Linked DNA regions of Homo sapiens: region 2 is linked to region 1. Evidence: chromatin loops called from intact Hi-C (ENCODE). Cell type or tissue: psoas muscle. All regions are shown on one strand. Links, peaks and the distances in the headings refer to the core of each region. The heading gives the core; the rest is flanking DNA.

What was found. Peaks named below come from ENCODE experiments on the same cell type or tissue, not always from the same donor. Only the 100,000 strongest peaks of a DNase experiment are listed, where the experiment ranks them.
Region 2: a loop joins it to region 1, with 2.3 times the contacts of the local background. A loop is called at or near these places in 3 of 110 quality-filtered maps.

Annotation. Positions count from the first base shown.
Region 1 is chr22:17,264,461-17,274,959 of GRCh38, reverse strand. It overlaps CECR3 (cat eye syndrome chromosome region, candidate 3), which reads left to right and starts at 8,227. Exons shown (of 3, transcript NR_038398.2): 1 at 8,227-8,437. RefSeq lists enhancers at 4,469-5,457, 9,778-10,499. In psoas muscle, for the core only: a CTCF peak has its summit at 6,311 (motif pointing left); DNase peaks (open chromatin) are centred at 8,119 and 8,579; H3K27ac peaks cover 2,016 bases.
Region 2 is chr22:17,429,000-17,439,498 of GRCh38, reverse strand. The region is part of intron 1 of CECR2 (CECR2 histone acetyl-lysine reader); the gene reads right to left. Among named protein-coding and RNA genes, the nearest start is that of CECR2, 65 kb to the right of the region's middle. RefSeq lists an enhancer at 3,373-3,933 and a silencer at 6,429-6,629. In psoas muscle, for the core only: no CTCF peak of the experiment used is centred there; no DNase peak of the experiment used is centred there; H3K4me3 peaks cover 2,112 bases; H3K27ac peaks cover 8,000 bases.

The sequences.
Region 1 (10,499 bases), core at 1,388-9,387:
AAATTACCTTGGTGTGGTGGCACATGCCTGTAATCCCTGCTACTGGGGAGGCTGAGGCAGGAGAATCACTTGAACCTGGGAGATGAAGGTTGCAGTGAGCTGAGGTTGTGCCACTGCACTCCACCCTGGGCAATACTCTGTCTCAATAAAAAAATAATAATAATAATAAAAGGAAATAATAATAATAATGAGGTCAGGCACGGTGGCTCATGCCTGTAATCCCAGCACTTTGGGAGGCCGAGGCGGGCAGATCACCTGAGGTCAGGAGTTCGAGACCAGCCTGGCCAGCATGGCGAAACATGGTCTCTACTAAAAATACAAAAATTAGCCAGCCATGGTGGCGGGTGCTTGTAATCCCAGCTACTTGGGAGGTTGAGGCAGGAGAATCACTTGAACCCGGGAGACGAAGGTTGCAGTGAGCTGAGATCGGGCCATTGCACTCCAGCCTGGGCAAGAGTGAAACTCCATCTGAAAAAAAAATAATAATAATAATACATCTAGTGTCAGTTTAATAAAATAACTAAAATAGGCCGGGCGCGGTGACTCATGCCTGTAATCCCAGCACTTTGGGAGGCTGAGGTGGGCGGATCACGAGGTCAGGAGATGGAGACCATCCTTGGTCAGGAGATCGAGACCATCCTGGTTAACACGGTGAAACCCTGTCTCTACTAAAAAAAAAAAAAAAAAGAAAGAAAGAAAATAACTAAAATAATTTAAGTGTTTTGTAAATAATTGAAGTGGAAGATTAAATGTTCTGACTCAAATTGTCAAATAGAAGATAACTGTGCAGTCAGAGAAGTAGCTTCTTTCTTTTTTTTTTTTTTTTTTTTGAGACGGAGTCTCGCATTGTCACCCAGGCTGGAGTACAGTGGCGCAACCTCAGCTCATTGCAAGCTCTGCCTCCCGGGTTCACACCATTCTCCTGCCTCAGCCTCCCAAGTAGCTGGGACTGCAGGCTCCCGCCACCACGCCCAGCTATTTTTTTTTTCGAGACAGAGTTTTGTTCTTGTCTTTCCCAGGCTGGAGTGCAATGGTGTGATCTTGGCTCACCGCAACCTCCGCCTCCCAGGTTCAAGTGATTCTCTTGCCTCAGCCTCCCAAGTTGCTGGAATTACAGGCATGCACCACCACGCCCAGCTAATTTTCTGCTTTTAGTAGAGACAGGGTTTCTCCATGTTGATCAGGCTGGTCTCGAACTCCTGACCTCAGGTGATCTGCCTGCCTTGGTCTCCCAAAATGCTGGGATTACAGGTGTGAGCCACCGCGTCCGGCCCTGGCTTCTGTCTTTAACCAACCCTAAACACCTAAAGAGTGCTTATTAATTGCATTTTATTTCATAGGATTCTTCTAGTTTGAATTTTTCAACAAGGCAAGAGGGAGGGACGTCAAAGTCCCTGGAGACGCGAAAGCTACAGCACTCCACTGTGCACTGTGTTTTGCACCAGGGTGCACCTACAGATAGAACGCTGGGATTCGAGTCACCACAAAAACAGTACCTTCCACAGAAATTCCTATTTTGAGGGTGGACTTCAGTTCACAATTAGACACCAACTCTAAGAAAGCAGTTTTTGTGGTGTGTGTTTTCTCTTTTGTTTCGTTTATTTGTTTGTGGGTACATTGGACTATCCTTTATTTGGAGAGATGGCAGCCAGACCTAGAGAAAGCTGAAATTCTCACTTGCTAGTTAGATAAACATCGGTTCTTGTCACCCCAATCATCTAGATTGTGTGACAGATTTTGTCAGGGGCAGGCCTCACTGGAGTTCAGCTTTCAACAAAGCGGAGGGGATTGGTTGTGTCAAGGATATTTTAATTGGCTGTCTACATTGTGTGGACTCATTAGATAATTGCCAACCTTCTTCACTTTCTGTTGGGTAGACCTGGCTACAGAAGACAGCGTTTGGAAAAGAGATTAGTAAGAAGAGAGGCTGCTGGGCTGGAGAGCTCCTGGCAAAGGGGGACAAACTTGCAGGGAGGGTTGGGGTGGAAAACAAAAGGCCCTGAGCTGGGGAGAAACATCATGAGAGAACAGGAAGGACTCTGGCTGGGGGTGGGATTGGAAACTTCCTCAGAAATCAAGGTTCAAAGAAGACAGTGAGGAAGTACAAATAGACTCATCAGGTCAGGCTGGACCAGAGAAGCTGTGGCAGACGCAGGTGGTCACAGATGCCAGGGAAGAGGCCAGAGGGGCCTCCCTTAGGAGGTAGCTCCGTCCTAGAGAGTTGTTTGTCCCAAAGGCTCCAGAGAAAATGAAGGGGGAGGGGTGGGGAGTGCTCATTCCCAGAGGGAGGGAGGCAAGCTTGGCAAATTCCAGCCCTGCAAGGGTGAGCCCGGCCTATCAGTGTCGAAGGAGGGCTCAGAGGAAGCAGAGGGAGGTGTCTCATCACCACTGCACCAGGGGGTAGGGACTGGGGAAGCAGGGCTGGCCCAGGGGGCTAAGGTCATCCTAGCAGGAGGGGGCTGGCCCAGTAGCAAATGGGCCAAGGTTCCAAATAGGACTTATTACAAGAAAAACAAAAACAAATTCAACATCGTTAGTGGTGGGTTCCTCATCTTTATCTGTTGTAAGTTTTCTAAAAAAAAAAAAAAATCTGAACTCCAACCCACCTTAAGTTCACCTTATTAAAAAGTAACCCTAGGTAAAATAGCACACAAAAAAAAGAGAGAAATAAATAAAAGGTAAGGGGGACCCAAAATATCTATCAATAAGGAAATCATTAAATAAATCATCACATCCTGGTGGATAAGAACTGTAATTGCAACTTTGGGAGGCCAAGGTGGGAGAATAGCTTGAGGTTGAGGGTTTGAGACCAGCCTGGGCAAAGCAGCAAGGCCCTCTCTACCAAAAATATAAAATTTGGTGGCATGGTGGTGCATGCCTGTAGTCCCAGCCACTTAGGAGGCTGAGGCAGGAGGATCTCTTGAGCCTGGGAGGTCGAGGCTGCAGTGAGCCATGATCACACCACTGCACTCCAGCTTGGACAACAGAGCAAGACCCTGACTCTAAAAACATAAACAAACAAACAAGTAAATAAATTATGACATCCAGACTAAGTAAAACAATGAAGCAGTTAAAAACAAAGAGAGAGGCCAGGCACGGTGGCTCACGCCTGTAACCCCAACACTTTGGGAGGCAGAGGCGGGCGGATCACCTGAGATTGGGAGTTCGAGACCAGCCTCACCAACATGGAGAAACCCCATCTCTACTAAAACTGCAAAATTAGCCAGGCATGGTCGTGCATGCCTGTAATCCCAGCTGCTCTGGAGGCTGAGGCAGGAGAATAGCTTGAATGAGGGAGGCAGAGGTTGCAGTGGGCTGAGAGAGCGCCATTGCGCTCCAGCTTGGGCGACAAGAACGAAACTCTGTCTCAAAAATAAATAAATAAATAAAAATAATAAAAATAAAAACAAAGAGAGGGCCGGGCGCAGTGGCTCACGCCTGTAATCCCAGCACTTTCGGAGGCCGAGAGGGGTGGATCACGAGGTCAGGAGATTGAGACCATCCTGGCTAACACAGTGAAACCCTGTCTCTACTAAAAAAAATACAAAAAATTAGCCGGGCGTGGTGGCGGGCACCTGTAGTCCCAGCTACTCAGGAGGCTGAGGCAGGAGAATGGTGTAAACCCGGGAGGCGGAGCTTGCAGTGAGCCGAGATGGCGCCACTGCACTCCAGGCTAGGCGACAGAGCGAGATTCTGTCTCAAAAAAACAAAAAAACAAAAACGAAAAACAAACAAGGATAGAAGCACATGTATTAATGGAAGATAAATTATTCAGTTAAAAGAAATTCTAGGCCAGGTGCAGTAGCTCATGCCTGCAATCCCAGCACTTTGGGAGGCTGAGGTGGGTGGATCACGAGGTCAGGAGTTCAAGACCAGCCTGGCCAAGATGGTGAAACCCTGTCTCTACTAAAAATACAAAAATTAGCCGGGCATGGTGGTGGGTGTCTGTAATCCCAGCTACTTGGGAGGCTGAGGCAGAGAATTGCTTGAACCCAGGAGGCGGAGGCTGCAGTGAACTGAGATTGAGCCACTGCACTCCAGCCTGGCGACAGAGCGAGACTCTGTCTCAAAAAAAAAAAAAAAGAAAAGAAAAATAAATTCTAGAAGAAATGTATGATTCCCTTTGGCATGCATGCGTGTCTGAGTTCAACAGGGGAAGCGCACATGCGACCGTCCACAGTGCTCATGTGAGGGGAGGGGCAGGGATTGAGGCAGCAGAATTAGGAGTCAAACTCCAAATTTGCCAGATCATCTACAAGGAGGGAATGACAGAGCCTGGATGTGCTTGTGGGAACCCCTGCGGAGTCCAGGCTATGTCTGGGCAGGTGTCCTCTCCCAGAAGGCTCTTTTTTTTGTGGAGAGGGTAGAAGCTGGAAATAACACGTTGTAATCGATAATAACAACGCAGGGGCTGGCAGTACTTTGGACGCCCAGTCTCCTCTCCTCTGGACAGCCACGTTGTCCAGGGAGAAATGAAGGGCTGTGGGTCAGGCCACAGGTAAGTCATGAGAAAGACCAGAATAAGAACTGTGAGTCAGCACCCACCTGGCTTCTTCAGACGCATAGTGGCTCCTGTCATCTTAGCGCCTTTGCTCTGATCGCCCCCGGAAGACAGTCCAGTCCTGGTTAAATTCTCTTCCTCTGAGCTTCAATGTCATTTCCTCCTGGCCCCCTCCAATCTCATTTACTTTGCTCCCGCTGTGGCACATGTTCATGGAAGCCAGACCTTCTCCTCATGGTGCACCGTCTGTCGTACTGTCTGTGTGGTTTTGCAGTCCCTCCCCAGACGGTGACTGCAAGCACCACAGGTCGGAGCAGGGACCTGCCCTGGCCAATTTGTTCACGGGCCACCTCCCCAGCCCTGCCATGGAGCAGTTGCTCAACAGATATTACCAGAGCTGGTAACTGCTGAAGCGAGTGCAGTCTCCACTGCGATCCCCTCTGTCTCAGACCTGGCATTGGGAATTTGGTGTTAAGTGGGTGTGGCTGCCAGGAAGGCACTGGAACAAAACCCTGCCCTGTGTTTCCTAAGCAGGTCAGCAGGTGAATGCGTGAACCCGCAGCCCAGCCCTGGCAAAACTTTAGTTGTCTGATGAGATAAACACCTGCCCACACCCAAGACTCCAGGCCCTCTGCTGCAAGCCTGGGTGGGTAGAAGTGGCAGGGGCGGGGGGGAGCAGAAGGGAGAGAGAGGCACAAGTGACTATCTGTCACTGCATAGCCTCACTGGGCTCTGCAGCCGGAGAACACACGAGGGACATAAGGGGTGCTGCCGAGGAGGGTGAATGTCACCTCTCCGCCCCACCCACTCAGCATGGGAGTGACACTCTGAAAACCCCTGTCAGGCCAACAGGCATTTTCAGCTTTCCCCAGTTACCCTGGAGGAGGGTTCACCAAACTGCCACCTGGGTGTGTGATTTGGCTGAAGAGCTCTGCCAGGTCCTTCCCACCCACTAAATAAGGGGAAACAATGGTAGGGAGCAGATGTTTGCCCCCAAGCTCCTCAGGGTGGAGGCAGCTTCTCCTTCTTCTGCCTCTGTGTGGGAGTCAACTGAGGAAGATGGAGCCTCCCGGTGGGTGGAAAGGAGGTGTAGAGTGAATGGGGAGGGGAGATGCTCTAAAAGCGTGCCCCAGATGGTGTTGAGAGGAAAATCCCTGGGTTAGAGCTCAACATCCTGGCTCTGTTTCAGTGGCTGTCCCCCCACCTTCACCTTTCCTAGTTATACATCACAGCATCTTTGTCTGTAGAATTCTGGGGGTGGGAGGTGTGACCCTGAGGGCCCCACATCTTCCTCGGTGCACAGTCCCCCAGCACCCACCTCCCCAGAACCCCCACCTGCACCTGCACTGCCTGGCCTTCCTTCCTTAGCAAGACAGAATTCCTGACAGCCCCAGGGGTTAGGAACAGCTGCATGTGAAGCCCACAGCGGCCTTTCTGAAGCTTTACCCAAGTTCTGCTCCCTGGAGCCACATGGAAGGAAGTTCTGCCTGACAGCCTTTCCAGCACCCTGGGAAGCTGCCGATTTATTTTCTTTACCCCTGACTTCACTTATCTAGGATCCCAACAGAGACTGACAAAGCCAGAGACCCTGATGGTTTAGGATTCCAAGGTTTCTTATGCCTCTAGCTGCTCAGCCAGGAGCTTTCTTGATTTTGTGTTTTTCAAATGAGAAGCATCTTACCAGCTAAGTAAGTCTAAGAGTGTCATGACTCATGGACCTTGGAAACCAATGGTCAGTAGTTTGGGATTCTTTGGGTGGATCAAGAGATTTTCTTGGGGACCTAGGAGCACCTCGATGTGTGGAGGGCCTGAGCAGATGGACTAGTGCCCTCCTCTGGATGGAATTGGAGGTTCCCCTTACGCCCCAATCCCTCCACCCCTGCCCTGGGGCTTTTTTTTTTTTTTCTTTTTTTGCTTGGTGGAATGGGAGAGTACTTTTCAAAGTTACAGTTACATAGAAAAGTTAAAATCACAGCACTATTGCATATCTGAGTGCCAAGAATTACGTTTGTCTTGCTGCAGGTGAGGGAAATGAGGTCACTTCTCAAGAAGTTTGCATTTTCTGAGAAAATGTGGACACAATGGAAAAGCCAAGGCATAAAACCATACACCTGAGAAGGCTGAAGCAAATTGCTCCAGGACTTACAGCACAGTGGGTACGTGTTCCGCAGGTGAGAGGCAGCCTCTGCAGAGGCTGACAAGTCCTTTTTGGATGACACTGTGACTCAGCCCTCATATTCCCCTCTCCAGGGCGATGATCCACCTGGTGCTGTGGCTGCTGAGATTCTAGTCATCCTACTCGCTCTAGGCTGGTGTGATTCTTTTGTTTGTTTGTTTGTTTGAGATAAGTCTCGCTCTGACGCCCAGGCTGGAATGCAATGGTTTGATCTCAGCTCACTGCAGCCTCTGCCTTCCGGGTCCAAGCGATTCTTGTGCCTCAGGCTCCTGAGTACTGGGACTATAGGCGCCCAACAACACAACTGGCTAATTTTTGAATTTTTAGTAGAGACGGGTTTCACCATATTGGCCAGGCTGGTTTCGAACTCCTGACCTCAAGTGATCCGCCCACCTCGGCCTCCCCAAGTCCTGGGACTACAGACCTGAGCCACTGCGCCTGGCCTAGACTGGTGTCATTCTGACATTTCCAGGCCACGAAGCAGTCCCAGACTCAGCAGCCCTGGGCATCTGCCGTAGCCCTGTTGTATGATCTGCTCTGCCACTCATGAGGCATGACTCACCCTCCTACCCTCTCCGAGCCTCAGTTTACTCATTTAAATCTCAAAGCCTCCACAGATAATTGGGAAATGAAAGGAAAATCGTGTAAGTATGAATACCTTCCACAGATAGCGGGATCTCATTAATACTAGTTTTCCCCTTTCCATACCTCCCAGCAAAGAAAAGTTGGTAACTGCAGGCCTCTGAACTAGTGCCCCACATCGGAGATACCGGCCACTTCTTACTGAACATTTGCCTGTGTCTACTATAAGGATATAAGATCATCTCAACCTCCCAAGAAGCCGATATTAGCACCCCCATTTTTGCAGCTAAAGAAACTTAGGTGCAGAAAAATGAAATAGCATATTCAAGGTCACAGAATGACCTGGGGCAGAGCTACAGTCTAGACCCCCATCTGTCTGATATAAACCCCATTCTATGAACCCTCAACATTGCTACTCCCCTTCCAACGCCACTGGAGCAGAAAGCTCCAAAACTGGGTGAAGCACATACAGCTCTATAGCAGGCAACCCCATTCCTGTGTTCCACCTAGTGAAGAACCAGGAGGTTGTGCATGACCAAGGTGGTTCAGGGTGAAGGTCAGGGGCTGGCTGAAAATGGAAGGCATCTCAGGCTGGGTCTTTGACTGTGATTATGTCAGGGTTGGGGCTGAAATATTGTGAGTGGTAACTGAGGTTTCAACCTCTTCCCTAGGAAAGAGTGGGGGTGGGGTGGTGAAGCTGGTTAATTGAGATGGGAGGGTTGGGGTGGGGGCAGGCAGAGCCTTCCAAGGCCTTCAGATCCGGTGCTGTTACCGTAAACAAGTGCAACCCTCAGCTCCCTGGAGGGCCTGGGGAGCAAATGCGTGCATCCCTGCTTCGTTCCCAGCAGCTGTTCACTGGAGGACGCAGCCTGCCATCCCCAGCCGACCTCCTCCACAGCCTTCCCCAGCCCCCAGATCAAGCCTCAGGAAGTGGCGCTGCTGAGAATCTCTCCTCCAGCCCTGCCTCCTGCCGAGAGTGTCTTCAGCGCCAGCATTTCCTGGCCTAATTAAGCTGGGTAATGAGTAGCTAAGAGGAGGGGATAAAAGCCCTAGGCGGCTTAGAGCTGGGACAGTTTATGACAGGGGCGTCTGCAGCTGGTGACATTCCTAGGAAAATTATTTCTCATAACCCTGGGAAGTTGCATGCTGTTTCCTTAGCAGCAGAGTAAGCCTCAAAGGTGAGCATGGGGAACACTGCATCTTAAGGGGGCCTGACTGGAGGGTCCTAAAGGTGACAGGTGGGGGGTGCCATGTGTCTGTAGGACTGATCAGAGCTGCAGAGCAGCTACAGGCCACCCGGGCTAATGCCCTTAGCTTAGTCCGAGGCCGGGGCATCCGTGGTGGCCACGTGACTCCCCAGGGCTTGGGTTTTGTGTTTCTTCTGAATGATAGGACTCTGCACAGCATGCAGTTTCTAAGACCGTATCCTTTCAGGGAAGGAAATCTGAGCTAGAGGCTCTGATCCTGACTCCTCCGCAGCCCACTATTAAGGGTGTGAAAATTGTGTTTTGGAAAATATCAGGTGCCCCAGCAGCCAGGAGTGGGTAGAAGAGCTCTCAGACAGGGGCCCTGGGGGAAAGGGGAAGGTGGGCACCAGGCGCTCTGGACACCAGGGCCCGCCCTTCCAGAGACACTCAGGAGCCCAGCGTTGATTATCCCCACTCCCACTCTGCAGCCACAGCCTCAGCCCCCAAATTCTCCTTCTTTGGCACTCAGTTTTGTTTGTTTGTTTTTTGTGTCAGTTCTGTTTGTTTTTGTTTTCTTCAGTCACCTTGCACTCCTTCCTTAGTTGGCCAGGGAACTTCGTGCTGTATGGGGTGGAGCAGGGCAAGGCCCAGGCTCTGGAGCTCGGCCCATCCCCACGTCTCTGAGTGAACTTGGGAGATCAGGTGACCTCTCAGCCATGGTTTTCCCATTTGTAGAATGAAGGCATTAGTGATGTCTAGTGTCCAGTATGTTATGAACCGCAACCTCCACTTGGCCTGTGAGTGGCGAGCGAGGCTGAAATTGGGCCATGTTTCCCAGACCTTTCAAATTAGGTTACCCAGTTTCACCCAAGAACATTTTTGCCCCAATTATCCTGTAAAGCAGAGTCATAGCTAGTGAGTATGTATTTTATTATTATTATTACTGTTATTATTAGAAACAGGGTCTCATTCTGTCATCCAGGCTGGAATGCCATGGTGTGAACATGGTTCGACCTCCCGGGCCCAAGCAATCCTCCCACCTCAGCCACCCGAATGGCTGGGACCACAGACACGTCACCACACCCAGCTAATTTTTGGTATTTTTTGTAGAGACTGGGTTTCACCATGCTGCCCAGGCTGGTCTCAAACTCTTGGGCCCAAGCGATCCTCCTGCCTTTGCCTCCCAAAGTGCTGGGATTACAAGCGTGAGTCACTTCGCCTGGCTGAATACCTGTTTTTGATGATGGAAGGGCCCATTCTCCTGCACTCTTGTAATCAATATTTGTTCTTTTCCAATTTTCTAAACAAGACCTGTCTGGTGCAATGTCCTCCGAGCCCCGCTTCCTCCACGGCTGGAGCCGGGAGCGGCAGGGAATGTGTGGGCATTCCGTCTTTCCTTCTGATCGCCGCCCTTCACCCTCTGCCCTTGGCTGTTCCCACAGTCCCATCTATTCCCCTGGCCTCCTGCTTGTCTCTCTAAACGAGGAGTGAGTATGCAGATCACAAATAACCTGGTGTTTCCGTTTTTCCCTCTGGCGGTGGTTGCCCCTGGAGTGGAAGGAGACCTGGTGGCCAGATGCCTGACATGGCCGGGACAGCTGGTGCTCTCAGCATTCCTGGGGAAGGTCCCTGGGGATTGGACTTGAGGGGATCACACCAAGAAGAGGGGTGAGCAGGCCTGGCAGCTCACCCCTGTGACCCAGCTCACCTCTGGCTGGGCTGCCTGGCATGATCCCCCGGCCCGGCCGGCAGCAGCTGCGCAGGCCAGGGGAGCCAAATGGCTCTGCATGTGTAATCCTAGCTAAAAAGAGAAAGGGGAAAGATCTTGTAATTTCCCAGGACACAGACAACTGAAACCTGACACTCTTGCCAAGGAAGTCCTTTCACTGAGAGAGAGAGAGAGACAGAGAAGGAGGGAGGGAGGGGAGTGTGTGAGAGCCCACTCTGGAAGGTTCCGGGAGAGACAGAGAGAAGGAGGGAGGGCGGGGAGTGTGTGAGAGGCCATTCTGGAAGGTTCCGGGGCCAGCAGGAAGCCCTGAGCACAGCTCTCCTG
Region 2 (10,499 bases), core at 1,324-9,323, 160 kb before region 1:
CCTTTGTCCATTGTTCCACTGGGCTGTTTGTATATTATAATATTAACCGTCTGTCATCTGCTTTGCAAATACTTTTTTCTTAAATCTGTTGCTTGTCCATGTTTTTTTATGCCTTAGAACAGGAGGTTAGTAAGCTATGGTCTACCACCCATTAGTATAAATAAAGCTTTACTGAAACACAGCCTTCCTTGCCCATTCATTTTTGTAGTAAATTTGGTAACTGGAACAGAAATTATCTGGCACTCAGAGCCTAAAATATTTAATATCTGACCCTTTACAGAAAAAAAATTGCCAATACTAGCTATACGGAACATCCAAAAAAAAAAAAAAGGGAGTGTTTCTTCTCCCATAGAATTCATGTTCCAAAAGGATTTTTATGTGTCTTATTCACTGCTAGAAAAAATATCTAGCAAGTAGTACACATTAATTTTCAGAATTAATGCTAGGTCTTCTTGCTTTTATATATACATACTTTAAAAAAAATGTGTAGAGATGAGGTCTCACTCTGTTGCCCAGGCTGGTCTCTAAGTCCTGGCCTCAAGTGATCCTCCCAACTTGACCTCCCCCAAAGTGTGGAATTCCATGCATGAGCCACCATGTCCAGCCAAACAGTATTAATATAAGAAAAAAAGAAAACAACTTTTTTTTCTTAGCGATTACAATTTTATTAAGTTTCACTGTGAAAAATCAATAAGAAATAACACACTGAAGTTTTTCAGCTGGAAATCATCCCAATAATGACATACCTTATGACAGGGTTGTTCAATCTTTTGGCTTCCCTGGCCCACACTTGAAGAAGAATTGTTTTGGGCCACACATAAAATATGCTAACACTAATGATACCTGATGAGCTTTAAAAAAAATTGCAAAAAAAAAAAATCTCATAATGTTTTAAGAAAGTTTACGAATTTGTGTTGGCCTCATTCAAAGCCGTCCTGGGCTGCAGGCGGCCTGCGGGCAGGTGGGTTGGACAAGCTTGCCTTATGGGAAAACATTTTGGGCTCATTTTGATGTTAAATTGAGTAAGTTGTTTTAAGAGACTCCATATACAGGAACCAAATCACGGTACTAAGGACAATTTACTCTCATTATAAACTACTTGTCAGTCGACAAGTCTCATCAAAGTGATTAAATATTTTCAACCCAAAACATGTGATGAGAAAGGAAAACATTTTCCCCACTAAACTTCTCAATACTATACAACTTTAGGTTCTGGGCTCAGCTTGTCTACAATAAACACAAGATAAGCCCTGTTCAGGTTGAAAGGGACTCATTTTTGAAATGTTCTGTTTGTAACGCATGTCATCTGGGGCATTTTTGTTGTTACTTTGCTTCCAAGCATAACTTTACAATGCATTATGATACTACTGCATGTAATATTCAGCTTGCTAAAGAAATGCATTTTTAAAACCCCAAATATAATGTACAATTCTTTCAACTTTTCTGTTCATTTGGAAGTTTTCATAATAAAATACTGGGAGGAAATATTCCTAGATCACAGAAAAAAATTTTCATTAACATTAAAGTCTCATTTCTATTACTCCACAAAAGAAACTTTGTCCTTTTAAACTATTAAGTTACAGTGAGTAACATCCATCTTTCAAATTCATGGTCAACATTGGTTAACATTCACACTATACATCCTTGAAGTCGAAGGAAATTTTTCCTTTTATCTTTGTAGACACTATGGAAAACCTTCATCACTCCTGCTAAGAAGCAGTGATGCTCACCTTGCATTTTAAAGTCTGACAAACTTTAAAATTTTTTTTAATCCCTATACTATTTAGAAATTTCTATGGTCAACAGTGTGACACCTTGATAAGTCAAAGCATACATAAAAAGAAGTCATAAAAAAGCAGGAACTCCTACTTACAAAGTATGTCTACAGTAATATACTATGAAAAATCTATTTCAGGTCCTCAGTGATGGTATGGATGGGGAGGTACATAATGAAAAAGAAATATCATATGATCAAAAACATGTCGAGGAAGTGTACGTATGTGAGTTCCAATAAGCTGGAATTTAAATAGAAAGGTTGAAGTCACAGCAAGTAGATGAAAGGCGGCCCCTTTAACATTTGCTCCTGGAGTCCAGCAACTCTCAGCAGTTGGCTGGAGACTAAGCTGGCCGATCCTGTGGAGCTTCAACAAAGGGACGAAACAAACTGAGTCCCCAGGGCCCCCCTCCCGACAACGCGTGAAACAACTTGATAAATGATTGCTCTGTCAGGGGATGAGGAGATGGAGACGTCTGGGAGCAGAGGGGGAATGTATCTAATTTAGGAGGCCAAGGGGGAAGGGGAAGACATGGAAGGCAGAACCGCAGACAGGGGCAAGACCATCTAATGGCACTAACACTCGAGCAGAGAACTAGAAACAAACACCAGACAACCCAACAGCATCTCTGAGAGCTGCAGTCATCAGACTGCAGCAAGAGACTTGTCAGAGGCCAGTTCTCCCCAAGTCACTAGGATTTTAAAAGGAAAGTTTTCACCTTCCACAACCCATTCTCCAGCCTCAAGGCCAAGCTTCAGAAAGTGCTGCTCTCATATTACTTCATTCATTTGGGGATGACATGAAATACAAAATCCTTTTCCCCACCCCCAGTTCCTGCCTAAAGATTGCTGATTCAGGCCTGAAAGCCAGAGGCGCAAGAGCCCAAGGCTTAGCTCACTTAAGGAAACATTAATTACCCTGAAACAAAAATAGGAGTTCACATCTGGGGCTCAACACTTACCTTCTCCTCCGCCCCTTTTTCTAGAGTGTGAGCACCCGCTATTTATACAACCTCTTCCTGACTGAGGACTGATACTGGTCCCGCAGGACTTCCCTGTCTGGGGAGAACTTACTGGTGACAAACTCAGTCAGCATTGCACAGGCATTTCAGAAGTAGGAACAGAGGCAGCTCAACTTGAGAAAAAGGTTGTCAGAATTGGAAGTAGTACAAAAGCAGTTTCCCACAGAGTAGCTGGTTAATTCATAAGGGATACTCTGGCAGCTTAAGCATCTGATGAAAGACCATTAAGGAAGTTTACAAGTCAAAGGTGGGAACAAGCAACCCAAGTCTTTCTTCCGTCACTCCAGTTTCTTATTTTAGGAACTAGAGACAGCTAATGTTGTTGCTATAATAGAAGTGCTGTGTTGTATTATTGTGCATAGAACTTTATTTAAATGTTGAATTAAGCTTGGGCTGTAGTTGGCATAATTTAAGCTAACAGCAAATGGTACATCAAGAAACTAAAGGCCGGGTGCAGTGGCTCACACCTGCAATCCCAGCACTTTGGGAAGCCGAGGCGGGCAGATCACGAGATCAGGAGATCAAGACCATCCTGGCTAACACCGTGAAACCCCGTCTCTACTAAAAATATAAAAAATTAACTGAGCGTGGTGACACGCACCTGTAGTCCCAGCCACCCAGGAGGCTGAGGCAGGAGAATCTCTTGAACTCAGGAGGCGGAGGTTGCAGTGAGCTGAGATGGTGCCACTGCACTCCAGCCTGGGTGACAGAGCGAGACAGACAGAGGGAGGGAGGGAGGAAGGGAAAGAAAGAAGGTAAAGAAAAGAAAAGAAAGAAACTAAAGTTTCAAAAAATTTACCTTTGCTTTGCCCAGCACCCTTGGAGGATGACTGATAATTCATAGCTATGACCCCAAATCTAATTTAGTACAGTGTGTTTCAGAACATCTGATGTATTAATTAATTTGGCCAGAGAGACACTGTATAAGGGATGGGATGACTATGAGAAAAAATCACCGTTTCACTGGATTAAGTTGGATGGTCCTGCTCCTGTTTTTTTTTTTTTTTTTTTTTTTTTTAAGAATTAAAAGAGCTCAAGGGAGTCTATTCTAGACTCCCTAGAATGTGTTTGTGGCCTGTCCAGAATTTTCACTGGACCAAACAAAAATAGAACTTGCTAATTCCCCAGACATCTTTCTTGTCAGGTTACACAGTTCAAAAGGTGCTGAGGGCTTCCTAAACTTAGAGATGAGAGAAGAGGCACTGCACCATGGATCTAACTTTTGTGAATTCTAATCAGCAATTCACAAAAGTGAGATCTTACAATTATAAAACCCGGTCTCCAAATTCTACCTTGCTTTCCGATCTTTCTGCCAAGGTCTGAGTCTTAGAAATATTAGCAAATTCCTGTTCATGGACTGTCAATCTGAAAAGACTGTCAACTAGTCAGTTTCATGGAATGCATAAGAAATTGCAAACTGGTAGCAGGCAGCAACGTTTGTTTTGGTCTGTAGTTTTGTTTTGCTTTTCACTGGTTGTCCAACATTAAAAAAAAAGAAAGAAAGAAAGAAAAAACTTTGGAGGAGCTTACACAAAAATCTGGGTATCTCCCTTTGCTTGAAAAATCAAGTCTGACTGATTCACAGTTCTTCATGACTCAGCTGGCACTAACAGGGGGCTGCCTCTTAGACTGGACATGGATCCTCCAACTCATTAACTGCACATCCGGCCCCATCCCCTCCATTAAGTTACCTGTCTGGCCCTGCAGGCTTCTGAGTTTCGACATTAGCCCTACATCAATGAGGAGCAGGTTAGCTCGTACTTCAACAATACCCCATGTGTGTTCCTTCCTTTCTTTCCATCAGTGCCAGATAATGCTGGCTGCTCTCAAGTCCCCCTTGACTTGACACTATCCTTTCACTGTAACACCCAGGATTCAACAAAATACTCTCTGACTAGGTAAAAAGATGAGACTCACTGCCTTTATTCTGAACAGCAGTAGGTAAAGGTATCCCACACCCAAAATGACCACAAAAGAAAGTGCTCAAGAAAATACACACAAACAGAACATAAAACAAGACAGGAGTGACAGCTTAGCTACGGGGAGCAGCAGGGGGGGTGCGGGCATAAAAAGAGTGGGGGGTTCTAATCCATGGTGGGGGTGAACTTATTTCTAGACTGCTCGGAAAGTGATTAAGGCAGCAGCCTAAAGGGTTAGTGTCCAAAAAGAAAAGTTAGACTACTAACTTAAGTTGCCCGTGAAGAAGGCCTACTGTACTGCCACCATGTAAAGCGGTGAATCCTAAAGCAAGATTCTTGCACTGCCTGCATCAGAGTCTCCAGAATCCGGCCTCAGAAGCTGCATTTCAAATTAAACAATCCAAGGTTCTCAAACACTCAAGTTTGGAAAACAACTAAATTCCACTACAGCTGCCTAGAAGGATGGGTCTGGACTCAGAGCATGACCTCTCCTGGATCCTTCCTCGCCTTCGTTCAAGCTGACTTAACGTGAGTGGCCTTTCCTCTGTGTTCCCACTCACCTTGACAGAACAATAGTCACACCATGCTTTAACTGTTCATTCTCCCAAGAGAAGCAAAAGGCCTCTTCATTTTTTTTTACCCTCATGGACAGAAAAAGTGGCCTGACACAGAGTAAGTAAGTGAAATACGTTATTTCACTCTGTGCCTTACTTTAAAACACTGGGGGAAAAGGTCTGACTAAATGATCTCTAGTGACCTTAGTTATATTCTAGCAACTGTTTTATGCCCAGGGAACTATTTCTTAACCTATTTTTCATTACCGCCCTTTTAAGGAATCTTTTTAGATTCGCTCCCCATTGTCCCCAAACCATGAAATTTTAGTATGACAGAAACAGGTTGTGTATTGCAAAAACCATCATAATAGCTAAGCTTTCTTCATCACCTCCCCCTAAAAGAACCAATTTTCAGCAATAGCTCCTCCTTGATAATGCATTCAACTGTATTTGGATATTCACAGTAACACTGTGAAGATAGGAGGCCACGTACAGTGACTCATGCCTGTAATTCCAGTACTTTGGGAGGGCGAGGTGGGTGGATCGCTTGAGTTCCAAAGTTCAAGACCACCCCTGGGGAACACAGAAAAACCCTGTCTCTACAAAGAACACAAAAATTAGCCGGGCATGGCAGTGCGCACCTGTAGTCCCACCTACTTGGGAGGCTGAGGTGGGAGGACTACTTGAGCCCAGGAGGTCAAGGCTGCAGTGAGCAGTGATCGAGGCACTGTACTCCAGCCTGGGCAACAGAGCCAGAGTCTGTTTAAAGAACAACAATAAGGAAGACAAAAACAATGTGATGACAGGGGAGAATGTAACTCTAAAATGTTAATTTTAACTTCTTTGAGCAAATCAACACATGGTTTGAGTTGACATGTGTTACTGACAACCTTTAAAATACCTTTATCAGTTCTACACATAAACTTTCCCCAAACTGGGTATTATATTAACAGCATTCCTTTAAAATCTACACACTATTATTGAGACAGACTACATGTGAAAAGTGTTTCTAAAGATTTTTTAAATACAGCAATATGAGGCCTTCACACACATACTGACTTTAACCAGAAAGTGATATTGTTCGTATCAGTTCAAAGAATTAACTCTCCAGTTTGCCAACGATATAAGCGATAAAGGATTCCACCCAAAAATCAGTGCAGTACTTAGGCAACCAGAAATGTAACACACGAGGTGGGGATGTAGCTCGGTGATAAGAGTGCATGCTTAGAAATGTACCAGGAAAAACACCATACAGAATGTGTTATATTTATGGGTAACAATAAAGCATCTGACTGTCATCAATACTGACATGAACAAGTCTCTGTTAAAGCCACACTCAGACAGATAGAGCTGGGTGAGCTGGCTCACACCTGTAATCACAGGGTGAGGTGGGAGGATCACAGTGAGACCCTGCCTATACAAAAATAAAAATTAGCAGGGCATGGTGGCGCCTACAGTCCTAGGTACTCAGGAGGCTGAGGTAGGAGGGTTGCTTGAGCTCAGGAGTTTGAGGCTGCAGTGACCTTTGATCATGTCATGACATTCTAGCCTGTGCAACAGAGCAAAACTCTGTCTCTTAAAAAAATAAAAATAAAAAACAAGTGTTGGCGAGGATGTGGAAACACTGGAATCCTCATACACTGCTGGTGAGAATGTAAAGTAATGCAGTGACTTTGGAAAAGTCTGGCAGTTCTTCAAAAGGTTAAACACAGTAATCATATGACCCAGAAATTCAACTAGCTATAGACCCAAGAGAAATAAAAACCTAGGAGCACACAAAGAACTTTTACAGGAATATTCATAGCAGTATTATGGATAATAACCAAAAAGTAGAAACAACCCAAATGTCCAACAACTGATGAACAGATGAACCAAATGTGGTATTACCCACACAGTGGAATGGTATCTGGCAATAAAGGAATGAAGTACTAATGCCTGCCACAACATAAATAAACCATAAAAACATTCTGCTAAGTGAAAAAGCCAGGCACAAAGGGCCACAGTAGGGCTGTGTGATTCCACTTACAGGAAATGTCCAGAGTGGGCAAATCCATACAGGCACAAAGTGGGGCTGTGTGATTCCACTTACAGGAAATGTCCAGAGTGGGCAAATCCATACAGGCACAAAGTGGGGCTGTGTGATTCCACTTACAGGAAATGTCCAGAGTGGGCAAATCCATACAGGCACAAAGTGGGGCTGTGTGATTCCACTTACAGGAAATGTCAAGAGTGGGCAAAATCCATACAGGCACAAAGCTCAGTGGTTTCCAGAGGATGGGGAAAAACGTGAGTGGAGTGTGCCTGCTGAAAGGTTTGGGGTGTTGAAAATGTTCTAAAATTGACTGTGGTCATGGCTGCGCACTCTAAATATACTAAAACCACTGAACTGTATACTTCAAATGAGTTAATTGTACGGTTTGTGAATATCTCAATAAGCCGCGCCCCTCCCAAAAAAAAAATACGAGGGATACTAGAAAACGTGTTTGATGTTACAACACGCATCAATAAGAATTACCACTTTAGTCTTTTTTTTTCCATTTTAAGTCATGCTCCAATGATACTGTTCAAAATATAAATTCAAAATATAAATATAGTTTTCTTTGCTCCTATTTTAATTTATTGAATTCAGGTGAAACAGTAGTATATAAAAGCAAGGAACTGCTGGTAGTTATTCAAGATCTACATGCAAATAATTTTATGCCATAGCTCCAGATGGAATGGATCACTTTTAGAGCCGATGAAGTTCAAACAAAATATATGTTTTGAAGAGTGTTCTAGACCATAAATTTACTGAGAACAGGAAACATGTATGTACAATAACTTCTGTGTCAGGCACTATGACTCATGTTTTGCACAGACACTATAATCCTCCCATCAACCTTGTGAGGTGAGTAGTATTGTCTTCATTTGAAATAGCTCAAAACCAAATATCCTCAAGACCAGTTCAATTAATTACTGTAAGTTTCAGTTTCTTGACCTGTAAAAGAAACAGCAATCCTACATACATCAGAGTTGTAAGAGCTAAATGAAATAAGATATATTAAATGCCTGATTAAATGGGCACTCAAATTTCAGAGTTTTCTTTTTTACCCCAGCTTTAGCAAAAACAGATACAGCATTCAGAAGCTAGCAAAATGTGTATGGATGAACAGGGTTATGATCAATACTCAAACATCAACACTGTCAGGTTCACCAAGATTCCCTTTAAGTTGTGAGCACTCGACCATGCAGCATGCACAAGAACTATAGAGACAGGGCACTCACAGACGAGGCACTGTTGTGATCAAATAAAACTAACAGAGTTAATCTGGTTTAATGATGTGCATTAGCATAATCATGGTAAATAATTATATATATATAAATAGTAGGCAATGATTTGACTATAACTATTATGACTTACGTAGCCAATGCAATTGTTTTCCAGGGTCATTTGAGAGCCAAGGAGTGAGCTGTTTTTAAAACCACCAAGAGACACTGCAGCCATGACCCAAAGGGATGATGCAACCTTGTTCTTTTCCCCAGTGAGTGTTTTCAAAGAAGCCTTGGCTGGATGCTGAGAAACAACTCCAGCTGTACAGAGTACAAGTCAGGCTTAGGATGAACCCTTCTTTCCTCAGCACTACAATCTGACAGGGCAGTCTAACCCAGAGAGAAAGCTGGCAGAAGGAGAAGGAAAATCAATCACATCCTGAGAGGCAGGAGCACTGGGGTGTGTGGTGGGAGTGGAGGTGGGAGAGGGTTAGAGATAATTGAGTGTGATGAACTACAAGGGCTGATGGAGAATAAATTGGCTGATAGAGCATCTTGAAGAATTAGGGGGTAGAATAAGTGTGCCAGATGGAAGGATGGCCAAAGGACATGTGGGAAGAGAGGGAGGGTGCAGAAAGGTAGGGCCCTTTCTATAGATACACATTTGCAATGTTCATCAGGAACCCGTGCACACCATTTTGCTAAACAAATGCGGGTATAGGTTATGTGCATTTTTCATATAGAACTGTACTGAAGTTTGACAACTGTAAGAGGCCTGACCTATGAAAGAAGTAATGCAGATAAAATGATAACAGCAGCATTTCAGAAGCCAGACATCACTGAATACAGGATGATGTGAATCAAGTTCCAATGTACCAATTATAAATCTAATAAAAAGGAAAACTATCATCAACCCTGTGGTAAATAAAGAATGCCCCATATAGGAAACGAATACTCTCATACACTGTTGGTGGGGGGTCTAAACTGGTTTAACCTCTATGCATAGCAATTTGGCAATATTCTCCTCTTTGTCGTAACTAAACTATTTTTTCTCCTAAGGAGAAAGTCCTTCCCTAGAGACTGCACTAATGGTGGCTTAGTCTTCCACCAGCCATATAGGACTTCTTACTGCCACTCTGACCATGAATGAAAACATCTTTTGAGGCTCATGCAATCAAGCTCTAGTTCTCTGCTTCTCCCTGTTATTCACTAACCTACCCATTTCCTTATAATAAGCTGTAATCTCCTTCTGTCCCTCCCACCATCAACCTAAATGGTTGTGAAATCCTTACTTAGAACTCATCCAACGCTGTATAGTTCCTTTTTATCTTCCATAAGTCAACCCCCATTGATATAACTTACTCTGTATAAGCTAATCCAGAGATGCTGTCCTGTGAGATCTCTTTTTTCTTTTCTTTTCTTTGTTTTTGTTTTTGTTTTTGGTAGAGATGGGGTTGTGCCCTACTGGCCAGGCTGGTCTTGAACTCCTGGGCTCAAGCGATCCGACTACCTCGGCTTCCCAAAGTGCTGGGATTACAGGTGTGAGCCACCGCGCCCGGTCTCCCTTGTGAGATCTTCATATGCCCTGCTCTCAAATCCTCACCTCCTGTCTTTTATCTTACTATGTCACATGTCATTCATATCCAAAATACCTATTCTGACTACATTGGAATCTCTAGTCCTTGTAATACTATATTTTCTTCCAATCTATTAGTTCCCTTCATCTATTAATTCTACCACATATTTACTGAGGACCTTCTTTGTACCAATCACTGTGCATTTCTCTCCATATCCACCCTAGACCATCCCCCCACCACCATGATCAGTCACTTCAGTCATTCTCCCCATGATTCCAGACTCTCCCCTATCCCACCAATCCTTCTTTTACGCCTCCATGCAAAATCCCAACCCTGATGAACAATGATTGCATTTACATGTTCTCCTAGGCAGTTATCTGAGCACTGGAAAAATGAAAAACAAT